3 separate regions of the Homo sapiens genome follow, and regions 1 and 3 are each linked to region 2. A link is a contact called in ENCODE Hi-C or POLR2A ChIA-PET data. All regions are on one chromosome and are shown on one strand. The core of a region is the stretch at or near the end of the contact, and the rest is flanking DNA. Distances in the headings are between cores, read along the strand shown.

Region 1 (3,686 bases), core at 97-2,596, 1.2 Mb after region 2:
CCCTCGCATTCTTGCACCTATTTTTCTCCTCCACCCATCATCTCCATGTAGTTATGTCACTTTCTTTTTTTAATAAATGTTCCTTTTTACATTACATTCTGTTCTTGTTTTACTGTTGTAAAATTTTATCTTTCCAAAAATATCAATGACCATTTTCTGAAGTTTTCTCCTGCTATCTTCATCTCTCCCATGTTCCTTGTTTGGTATATTCTCTCCTGTTGAAGCCTTTCTTGAAATGTCTGGTGATTCCTGGATGTCCATTACTGTCACTAAAAGCTGAGTGGCAGCTCTGTGTGAAAAGACTGTTGGTGGGCTTCACTATGGTGTGGCAGATGGGGACCTACAGAAATTGGAACCTGGCAGGTCTTCCCTCTTCTGTTGGTCAGTTTCCCCAGAGAGGAACTCACCAGTCTCCCATTGGAGGAATATAAAAGTGGCTGCCTAGGATCATGGGAACCTAGTGTGGGAAGGGGACTAAGGAATTTACCATCTAATAGGAAGTTCCACTGAATCTGCTTTAAGGGCACTTCACCACCCCCATCCCCTTGGTTGAGCCTGGTGTCCCAGAGCTCAGAGGTTCCCTAAAATTTCCAAGAGCAAAGCTCCGGTGCCTATCCAGGTAGAGGGTGACTATGCTCCAGGAACTAGGGCAGGAAATCTGAGAGCCTGACTGCTACTTCAAGGGACTTCCCATTCCTCTCTCTGGATTTTCCCTCCACCCTCAACCTTCAGTTAGGTGGTGCCTTCCATAGCTCAGCTTCTCCCAGGTTCTGCAGTGGGAATCAGCTTACTCCTTACCGGACTTTCCCCTTCAATTCTCTCTGGCATTAAGTTTCTGCCTGTTCTGCTCTGCCAGGTCAGTTTCCACTTGTCCTTCTGTTTTCCATTTTGCAAAATAGTGTTGACATCACTTTCTCCTCTTACTCATCTCCTGTTCTCTTTGGGACTTTCTTACTTTTGACCATTTTTATTCCTTTATTTACGGAGTTTCGGGAAGGAATAAATATTAGTGCAGGCACTCAATTTATGATGTTTAACTGAAAGTAATGAATGTTTAACTTTAGGTGTCTAATTTTAGCTCAGCATATGCCCACCTACCTCTGTGTGTGTGTGTGTGTGTGTGTGTGTGTGTGTGTGTGTATTTAGAGAGTCAAGGCAAAAATTTTTATGTCTTAGGTTAAAGAAAGACTACACTTTCCAGATTTCTTGCAGCTTGCTGCCATGTGGCTAAGTTTAGGCCAATATAATGAAAGTGGAAGTGGTGTGTGCCACTTCTGAGCCTTGGCCTTAACATACAACTCAGTGCTTCTCTGGTCCTTTCCTTCCGTTTTCCCTGTGGGCTGCAATGTGGATGTGGTAGCAGCCAGCTTCAGCTCAACAAAGACAACACCCTAGGGGCTGGTGAACAGCAGGATGGAAAGGACTTGGGTCTCTAAATGAACACGTGAAGCAGAGCCACCCACCATCCTGGACCATTCGCCTCCAGACTATTAGGTAAGAAAGAAATCAGCTTCTTGGTCAGGCCTCTGTAATTTGAGGTTGTTTTGCAGCTGAGCCTGTGCTTTCATGCAACCCTGTTCAATGGCTCCCAAAGTGAGTCTATGGATAAGCTGCATTTCGATTGCCTGGGGCGATTAAAATATTTACCAATCCCAGATGCCACTCTCAGAGATGTTGATTCACTCAGTCTGGGATACAGTGCAGAAATCCTTTCTTTTTTTAACTACCTAGATTTTTCTGATACATTGCCAAGATTATGAAGCACTGACCTTGTCCAATTTACTGAAACATGTGTTCTTTACATTCCCATGTTTTTCTCCCTCCCCATTCATTTTCTCTCCGTTTCCATATTCTCTTCCTGACTCCTTTGCTAAAAGTCAAATGTAAATGTTATTGTAGCAGACAGTTTTGTTTTTCCAGAATCGTTTCACCCTGATTTTCCTTTGGGGAACCCCTTATTTTCTTTTTCTTTTTTTTTTTTTTTTTTTTGAGACGGGGTCTCGCTCTGTCGCCCAGGCTGGAGTGCACTGGCGCAGTCTCAGCTCACTGCAAGCTCCGCCTCCCGGGTTCACGCCATTCTCCTGCCTCAACCTCCAGAGTAGCTGGGACTGCAAGTGCCCACCACCACGCCCGGCTAATTTTTTGTATTGTTGGTAGAGACGGGGTTTCACCGTGTTAGCCAGGATGGTCTCGATCTCCTGACCTTGTGATCCGCCCACCTCGGCCTCCCAAAGTGCTAGGATTGCAGGCATGAGCCACCGCGCCCGGCCGGGGAACCCCTTATTTTCTATACTCAGTCTACATGGTTCAGACAAACCAGCCATCTGCATCGTACCCCTAGCTCTTGAGAGCACACTGAACTGCACAACATAGACCAGGGCAATCAGCATATTCCAACCTCTTGACCGTACTGATGGTTCATAGATGGATAAGTCAGTTTAATGAGACCCAGTCCTAGGGAAAATAAAAGCTATTCTTCCCCAGAGAATGCTGACCCGGTGGGATGTGTGCCTGCAGCTGCTGGTAGCTATCTTACCACCATAAAAGGAGTCTAAGAGTGAAGTCCACACAGTGGAGACAGGAGAGGAGAGACGGTGCAAGACTGCATTCTGATGATAGCATTTGTTTTTTTTTTATTTTTGGTTTTTTGGAGACTGAGTTTTGCTCATCACCCAGGCTGGAGTGCAATGGCATGATCTCAGCTCACTGCAACCTCTGCCTCCTGGGTTCAAGCGATTCTCCTGCCTCAGCCTCCCAAGTAGCTGAGATTACAGGTGTGTGCCACTACACTTGGCTAATTTTTTGTATTTTTAGTAGCGACCAGGTTTCACCATTTTGACCAGACTGGTCTCGAACTCCTGACCTCAGGTGATCCGCCTGCCTCAGCCTCCCAAAGTGCTGGCATTACAGGTGTGAGCCACCGCACCCAGCCCTGATGATAGCATTTGAGTATCTGGATCTGTGCCTAAATCCCTAGACTTTTCAGCATGTAACTCAATTTTTTTTTTAAGGAGGAGAGTGTCCTGACTATTAAGCATATATACATATTAGTATATTTATAATGTTATATTATTTTATTATAATTATATATGCATATATAGCTTATATATAATATAGGTTTATATATACTTATACATCTATACATACACACATTATAATTATAAAATTAACTGTCAAGTTCAAAAACAACACGTTTCTAAGTAAATGAACAGGTAACATTTTAAAGATATTTTCAAAAAGAATAATCATAGATCAACATATCTAATATATCACTCACCTGTTTTAAATAGTATTTAGGCCCAGGTGTGGTGATTCACACCTGTAATCCCAGTCCTTAGGGAAGCCAAGAAGGGAAGATTGCTCGAGGCCAGGAGTTTGAGACCAGCTTGAGCCACATAGCCAGACCCTGTCTCTACAAAAATTTTTAAAAAGTAGGCAGGTGTGGTGGTATGTGTCTGTAGCCTCACCTACTCCAGAGGCTGAAGCAGGAGGATTTCTCGAGCCCAGGGGTTCAAGGTTTCAGTGAGCTATGATCATGCCACTGTACTCCAGCCTGGGCAACACTGTGGGACCCTGTCTCTGAATAAATATATCTAGGGTATTTTCATCTCTGAATTTTCATAAAGCTTATGCAAACAGACCTTTGAACAATTATGCAAATGTCTATGTTACAGTGCCAATTTTCT
Region 2 (3,614 bases), core at 742-3,241:
GTTATTAATTATATAAAGGAAATGAAAGAAGGTTATATTTCTTTTTAATGCCAGGTTGATATTCTAAATGTTAAGACTAAAGTCAGATAAATACTGGCAGTCCTTTGCTATATTCTACATATATGACTGGATTAATTTTCCCTTTGATCCAATTGTCACATGAAATTGGTTCTTCAATATAAAAGACCAAGCCATTAGCCTAACTTTTAGGTTCCTTATTTCTGCTCTAACCATGATACTATGTTTTATACCTAAGTATGAAGCATAAATGTTAATTTCACAGATTCAAGCCATAAACACTAGTATGTTATATTTGCAGTCATCCCTCAATATCTGTAGGGGATTGGTTCCAAGGACTCTCCTGGATACTGAAATTCATGGATGCTCAAGTCTCTCATATAAATGGTGTAGTACAGGCACACTTCGTTTCACTGTACTTCGGTCTATTGTGCTTCACAGATTTATTGCATTTTATTTTTACAAACTGAAGGTCTGTAGCAATTCTGCATGTGCTCACTTTGTGTCTCTGTGTTACCATTTTTTAGCAATAAAGTATTTTAAATTAAGGTACATATATTGCTTTTTAGACACTACTACTGTACACTTAATAAACTACAGAATAGTATAAACATAACTTAGGTATACACTGGGAAACTAAAAAAGTCATGTGACTCGTTTTATTGTCGTGGTCTAGAACCAACCCTACAATATGTATGAGGTATACCTGTATCTGCATATAACCTATGCACATCCTCCTGTATACTTTAAGTCATCTCTGGATTACTTATACGTAACACAATATAAAACCCCTTTAAGAAACAAAGGGAAGCAAAGTATGAAAACCTAGGTTGAAAGTCGTAAGATATACATATAACATATACACCTATATAATCTGTCCAACCCATAAAGTTTCTTCCACCTTTGAGAGCCTAAAATACTTAATCTTATAATAAACAAGGGAATGGGAATTAAGAAGAGATTTTATTTTTTGCTATAATCTTCTCTGTTAGAAGACCGTTCCTACTGGTAGGAGTACAAAGTGGATCAACATTTTTTGGAGGGCAATGTTAAAGTACTAATAGCTTTCAAAATTTCATACTACACATGCGTCCCCTTTACGCGCTGTTACATAGGTTTTAATGGCAATAATATGGAGCTCATAGGCCCATATATACAGAGCCATAAAAAAGAGTGAGGTACATATCTTTGTAATACCATGACAACATGTCAAACACACATTATTAAAGAGAAAAAGCAAGATGAAGGAATTTAAATTATGTAAAGTATGATCTGGTTTGAAGCTATAAAAACCTGTGTCTCTCTCTGCCAAACCTGTTACCAGAACAGCATTAATTAGGGCAAAAATCTAAAGCTAACTTTTTTTCCTTTTACTCTAGACAGCAGAATTCAGGTTGTAGATTAATTTTTTTTCTCCTTAATTTACGATGCTGTGGGCTGCTTTCTTCCCGCTTATCGGAATTCTCAGGCATTACAAACGGGGACTACAACATCCAAGTCCACATAAGGAAGACCCTCCAGTTAGCCCCATTTCTCCCAATTTTCAGTAGCCAAAATCCTAAATGGTAGTTTCAAAACGTCGGGAACAGCCCGAAGCTCTACCGCCCGCGGCACAAATCCATTTTTTTTGCCTCAGGCCCCGCGCCCACAGCTCACGGGTGTCTCCATCGCAAACTTCCTAAGGCTTAACCCAGGGGCGCATCAGCCGCAGACACGACGCCGCGGGAAGAAGACCCAGTGTCTGCGACCGCCACCCTGAGACCTCTTCCCGAGGTGGCTCCTACCGGCGCACGGGCGGCGGCGGGCACCGCAGAAGGCGCTGCCGCTCTAACTCCTTCTGGAAGCGGAAGGCGGCGCGGAATCCCTTCTTCACTCCCCGAACCGGAGGGACCAGCTTGGGGGCGACTGGAGCCAGGAGGCAGCGATGTCCCTGCTGCAGCAATCTTACCAGCCCGGACGCCATTGCACGAGAGAAAACGATGGAAGACGGAACGAAAGTAGTCGGGCCAGTGTCCCCGTAACACACTTCCCCCGGAACCCGGAACGCGGAACGCGAAGAGAAGGCTGGGGCGGAGACAGCCCCCGGGGCGGGGCGACTGAGAGAGGGCAGGGGCGGAGACAGCCCCGGGGCGGGGTGATTGCGGCCGCCTTGAGGCTACGCTTGCGCTAGTTCTCTCCTCTCTTCGAGTTACTTTCCAATGATCCGGACTTGAGGGCGTTTGCGCCCAAAAGTTTCTGGGAGAAGTTGCTTCACCCTGTCACTCTCTTGTTCCTTCCTCTCTCGTTACAGCAAAACAAACAAAAATCTGTTTCGCTTTCAGGTTAAGGAAACATTTAAATCCTCAAAAAAAGAAAACATTTTTAATTTATATTTAGTGTTCTAGGCCACTACTGAGCAAGTATTTACCGAGCTTCTATTTTTGACCCAGCACGCCTCCAAAAGCCTTAGTTTTGGAAACCCTAGACTCAGAAATGTTGGCTTATCCAAAATTAAAATTTTTCTTTAAAAGCAATCTAATAGTACATATTTTTAAACATCCGGAAAATGACTGGAAAAAAACATAAAACGGTAATAGGGGAATTACAGTTTCTTCCTTCTTTATGTTAACACTCTTTAACAATGTAATTCTATTGCTTTCCTACCAAACTGTTAATACAGTACAATTTTTAAAAGAACATATTAAGTCACAAAGGGAGGCTTGTTTGAATTCCCAGTTTTGAGTTGCCTGCTGAACATCTAGACCCTCAAAGGGGCAATGCTTTCTGTGATCTCTTTGTTAAAGGCATCTGTGTCCCCAGCAGTCACCCAGATTGAACTCCTATGTCTTTGATTGTTTTTGTTTCGACAAACCCCCTCTTCGGTGCAGTTTCCACCAAGTGCTTTTTCCATTTATTTCCACTGCAGGTACCTGGTGGCTCTCCTCACCTCTTTCCGTGGTTAGTGTAATTGGCCTGGTACCTTCCTCCCTTCCCCAGACACAGCTCACCTACATTCATCTCTCTGAAACACAGACCACAAAGCATGTTATGACTTAGCCCGAGAATCTTCAGTGCCAGGATCATAGAACTCAATTTGGGTTTCTCAGCTTGACCATTTCAAAAGGGAGAATCTAAATGGTTCATCTCAGCTTATAAAAGGGTTCCCTTTGGGGAGGGAGAGAGCAAAAGAGGGGCTGAGCACACACCAAAAAACAAACTGATGGATTTCTGGTTGAAGGAAATTCTCCAAGAAGGGGTGAAAGGAGGTTACGATTGACCTTCTTGTTTCAATGTATGTAAAGTATTGAAAATTCATGGAACATCAATCCAATAAATGGATTAGGAGAAAATGCAGGGAACTGTCATTTCTGTAGAATTTCATTTATTAGGAAAAATAATCTAAGCCAGTTGTAGCACAATCATGTTAAGTTAAAATGAGGTGTCTCTGTGTTGAGAGTTTCTCAGTCATACAACAACGAGAGCATCATTTGCAGATTAAAAAAATGTAGGTCCTCAAAAGATTTCTTCTACTAATGCCCTTCATGGAACTTAGGAATTAACCAGTTTTTTAAAATCTGCTCATACATTTGTCTATTTATTCAATAAACACATAATAG
Region 3 (3,850 bases), core at 856-3,355, 1.0 Mb before region 2:
TGCCTTCGTCTTCATATGTCTTTCCCACCTTTTCTTCCTTTTCTCTCTGTGTCTTTTCCTCTGCTATCTCATAAGAACACTTTTCATTGGATTTACGGCCAGCTTAAATAATCCAAGAGGATTTCATCTTGAAAGGCTTAACTCATCTGCAAAGAGCCTTTTTCCAAATAAGGTCACATTCATGAGTTCCAGTGATTGGGATATGGGCATATCTTTGGGGGAGCCACTTTGCAACCCACTGCAAGGAATGATCATGATACTTACATCACAGACAAAACGAAACGAGAAAATGCTGAGCACATACGACACAGTCAAGAAATGTTATCATCATTTTATGATAACTATCTCCTTAGTTTGTCATTATCATGTTTATTAACATTTTGATAGACCTAACTACATTTAACATAACAGTGAGCTCTATTATGATTGGACCTGTAGAGCAGATGTAAAACTCCAATTGCCACTGAACAAGTCACACAGAGAAAAGATGGCCTCTTTCCCCAAAGCAGCTTGGGAGTCACTGGCCTTATTTTATCAGTGTAAATGCACATTATGGACTTTAAAGAGACAATATTTCTTGTGGTTTAAGAGATAGGATGGCCATTAGGGATCAGGGATGCTAATGAAACATCAACAATGTTACCTTGTAAAATTTTGAACAAATACTACTATTAGATAAAACTTTTAATTTGAAACTAAAAGAAGTGAAGCGTATGTCTGTGTTTTAGATTTGCCTTTTTTGAACAAAAGGTTCATTCAGTCAAACATGAAGTCAACACACTCAGGAAAGTGTCAGGATTTCCAGATTGTGGGTCTTTCTTCTGATTCGAGTTGCATCAGCCACGGTTCTAAGGAGAATTCTACTCCCAAGATCAGCATTCTAGTGGAATCATAAAAGGTCCCACACCACCATCAGTGAACTTAGGATCTCCATGGGGATGTTTACCCAAAACTCAAACTGAAAAATGTAACCTTCCAGCCAGGCACGGTGGCTTACACCTGTAATCCCAGCACTTTGAGAAGCCGAGGCAGATGCATACTTGAGTCCAGGAGTTCAAGACCAGCCTGGGCAACATGGTGAAATCCTGCCTCTACTAAAAATACAAACATTAGCCAGGTGTGGTGGTACACACATAGTCCCAGCTACTCGGGAGGCTGAGGTGGGAGCATCACTTGAGCTCAGGAAGTCGAAGCTGCAGTGAGCTGAGATCATGCCACTGCACTCCAGCCTGGTGATAAAGTGAGACCCTGTCTCTAAAATAGAATAAAATAAAAATAAAAATGTAACCTTCAAATTCCTTCCCATTCTCAAATAGAGATGGAATTTGTCACTCTCAGAATTTACCCTGGTCATTTCTCGGTTCTTGCTGTCTGCCCCAAGACAGACCACACTGATGTGGTTCATACCAGTTCTGCAGTGTTGAGCGACCAACAACATTCTGTGGGTGACGAGATGCCACCTGCTGGCTTTTTTCTTTCTGCATATGTGGATGTTTACACCTGCCCGATCATGCAAGACAGACCACACTGATGTGGTTCATACCAATTCTGCAGTGTTGAGCATCCAACAACATTCCAGACTGTTTCTGGAAGCTGTGGGTGACGAGATGCCAGCTGCTGGCTTTTTTCTTTCTGCATATGTGGATGTTTACACCTGCCTGCCCATGCAACTAGCTCCTCGTGGCATGGCGTGGCCATTGTCTCACTATGATGAGGAGTCACTGAGACATTTTCTGTCTCCAAATATTCTCATCAGTTAACAGTTAAAGAGAGCTGAAGAGCTGACTAAATCTCAACTACTGAGGCCAAAGAAATGTATGACTTATCTATCAATAAAGGACCCTAAGAGGTGGAATCAGGCTTACATCTATGTAAACTCACTGAGAAAGCCGTGTTGTCATTGCTGTTCTTGGTCTGTGCCTGCTTTTATTCAGCATGCCACTTGGTAATGGAAACTTGAAGAAATGATACTACAAATAAGTGATATTGAGGATGACAGTCTGTTCATTTTTAAAGGGCAAAATGGCAAAAAGGATGCATTTGTCCTTTCAGACCTCTTCTCACAATGGACAGCAGGGGGCAGTGCTAATATAGGGAGAGTTTAGCATCAGGTAAACAAGTGGTATCGGCCTTCAAAAGTCAGATGCCTTCGTGAGCCACATAGCCTTTCACATTTGAAATACTCTAACTCACTTTTCCTCCCAAGTGTCATTTATTCATCCTTCACGGCCCAGGTCAAATAGCTTAGACTCTGAGAAGCCATATGGAATCCCCCTGACTGAATTACGCTCCCTCTCTCTTGGCTATGGGTTGCTTATGTGTGTCGCCTTACCATCTCCCCCCAGATTCACATGTTGAAATCCTAACTCCTTAGACGGTGGTATTAGGAGGTGGGGCCTTATGGAAGATGGTTAGGTCATGAGGGCAGAGCCCTCAGGAGTGGGATTAGTGCCCTTACGAAACAGGCTCAAGGGAGCTCATTTGCTCCTCCTACCATGTGAGGACAAACCAAGGAGATGCCATCTGTGAACCAGGAGGCAGGCCCTCACAGACACCACACCTGCCGACGCCTCGATCATGGACTTCCTGCCTCCAGAACTGTGTGAAATTAATTTTTGTTGTTTATAAACCACCCAGGTTATGGTATTTATTATAGCAGCCTGCATGGACTAAGACACTGCCCTTCCACAGTATTGCAAATAAAACTCTATTATAGAAAGTCTGTTGTATACTGGCCAGGCACAGTGGCTCATACCTGTAATCCCAGCACTTTGGGAGGCTGAGGCGGGTGGATCACAAGGTCAGGAGATCAAGACCATCCTGGCTAACATGGTAAAACCCCATCTCTACTAAATACACAAAAATTAGCCAGGCATGGTGGCGGGCACCTGTAGTCCCAGCTACTTGGGAGGCTGAGGCAGGAGAATGGCGTAAACCCGGGAGGCGGAGCTTGCAGTGAGCTGAGATCAAGCCACTGCACTCCAGCCTGGGTGGCAGAGCGAGACTCCGTCTCAAAAAAAAAAAAAAAAAAGGTCTGTTGTATATTGTTGTGTAGCTCTTTTCATTCATGACTTACCAAAGTCCCGAGCACCTACCTGCTAGTTCATCTATGTACTTACTGATAAATGCATATACCCTGAATGTGGCCAGACTACTGCTACTATTTCTACTATTAGTAGCTAACCAGTCACTTTAAAGTACTGATAAAATATCACTGCCCATAATAATGTTTGGCATCCCACTGTTGACACAAAACAGCACTAAGCCACTTCATAGTTTAACTCCAATTAACACATCATTAGCCAGATTAACACAATAGCTTCTAGTGATTAATTTTTTTTCTTTTTGAGATGGAGTCTCACTCTTGCCTAGGCTACAGTGCAGTGGCACGATCTCGGCTCACTGCAACCTCTGCGTCCTCAGTTCAAGCGATCCTCCTGCCTCAGCCTCCCGAGTAGCTGGGATTACAGGCGTAAGCCACCATGCTCAGCTAATTTTTGTATTTTTAGTACAGACGAGGTTTCACCAGGCCAGACTGGTCTCGAACTCCTGACTCCAAGTGATTCTCCTGTCTCAGGCTCCCAAAGTGCTGGGATTACAGGCATGAGCCACCCGGCCTGATTTTCTTTCTAGTAGTAGCCTATGACCTGTTTCGGGCAACCTTTCTCTGAGGGAAAGACACAGAAGCATGGCTGGCTCGTAGAGTCACTACTGTCAATCCCTTTTTCCCGCCCTACTGTTGGCGTAGACACCTTGGAGACATTGTGAACGTGTTGAAATTCTCCAGGCCTTCTCACAGGATTGGCACCAATTGCTTTCAATGAATTACGAACAGGAAATGCTCAAAACA

Evidence for each region. A loop is a pair of places that touch in the nucleus more often than their neighbours do. ChIA-PET counts read pairs that join two places held with the same protein, here RNA polymerase II (POLR2A). Pooled maps may share reads with other maps.
Region 1: a loop to region 2 is called in a pooled map, with 3 times the contacts of the local background. The contact joins the enhancer-like site here to the promoter of MRPL44 in region 2. A Hi-C loop is called at or near these places in 6 of 37 single-sample maps with no recorded cell type and 5 of 50 pooled maps. POLR2A ChIA-PET finds 5 or more read pairs at or near these places in 1 of 52 experiments (activated T-cell).
Region 3: a loop to region 2 is called in a pooled map, with 2.5 times the contacts of the local background. The contact joins the enhancer-like site here to the promoter of MRPL44 in region 2. A Hi-C loop is called at or near these places in 2 of 37 single-sample maps with no recorded cell type and 3 of 50 pooled maps. POLR2A ChIA-PET finds 5 or more read pairs at or near these places in 2 of 52 experiments (OCI-LY7 and T-cell).

What each region holds. Positions count from the first base shown.
Region 1 is chr2:222,728,496-222,732,181 of GRCh38, reverse strand. No RefSeq gene overlaps it. Among named protein-coding and RNA genes, the nearest start is that of MOGAT1, 59 kb to the right of the region's middle. RefSeq lists an enhancer at 1,406-1,525. Within about 2 kb of position 1,346, at least 3 of the 41 ENCODE cell types and tissues checked have a DNase peak (open chromatin) inside an H3K27ac peak, as active enhancers do.
Region 2 is chr2:223,955,840-223,959,453 of GRCh38, reverse strand. MRPL44 (mitochondrial ribosomal protein L44) reads right to left here and starts at 1,991. Exons shown (of 4, transcript NM_022915.5): 1 at 1,803-1,991. The coding sequence starts at 1,981. RefSeq lists an enhancer at 1,907-2,076 and a silencer at 2,147-2,216.
Region 3 is chr2:225,000,471-225,004,320 of GRCh38, reverse strand. The region is part of intron 1 of DOCK10 (dedicator of cytokinesis 10); the gene reads left to right. Among named protein-coding and RNA genes, the nearest start is that of MIR4439, 8.1 kb to the left of the region's middle. Within about 2 kb of position 2,105, at least 6 of the 41 ENCODE cell types and tissues checked have a DNase peak (open chromatin) inside an H3K27ac peak, as active enhancers do; they include OCI-LY7, where a contact is called at or near this core.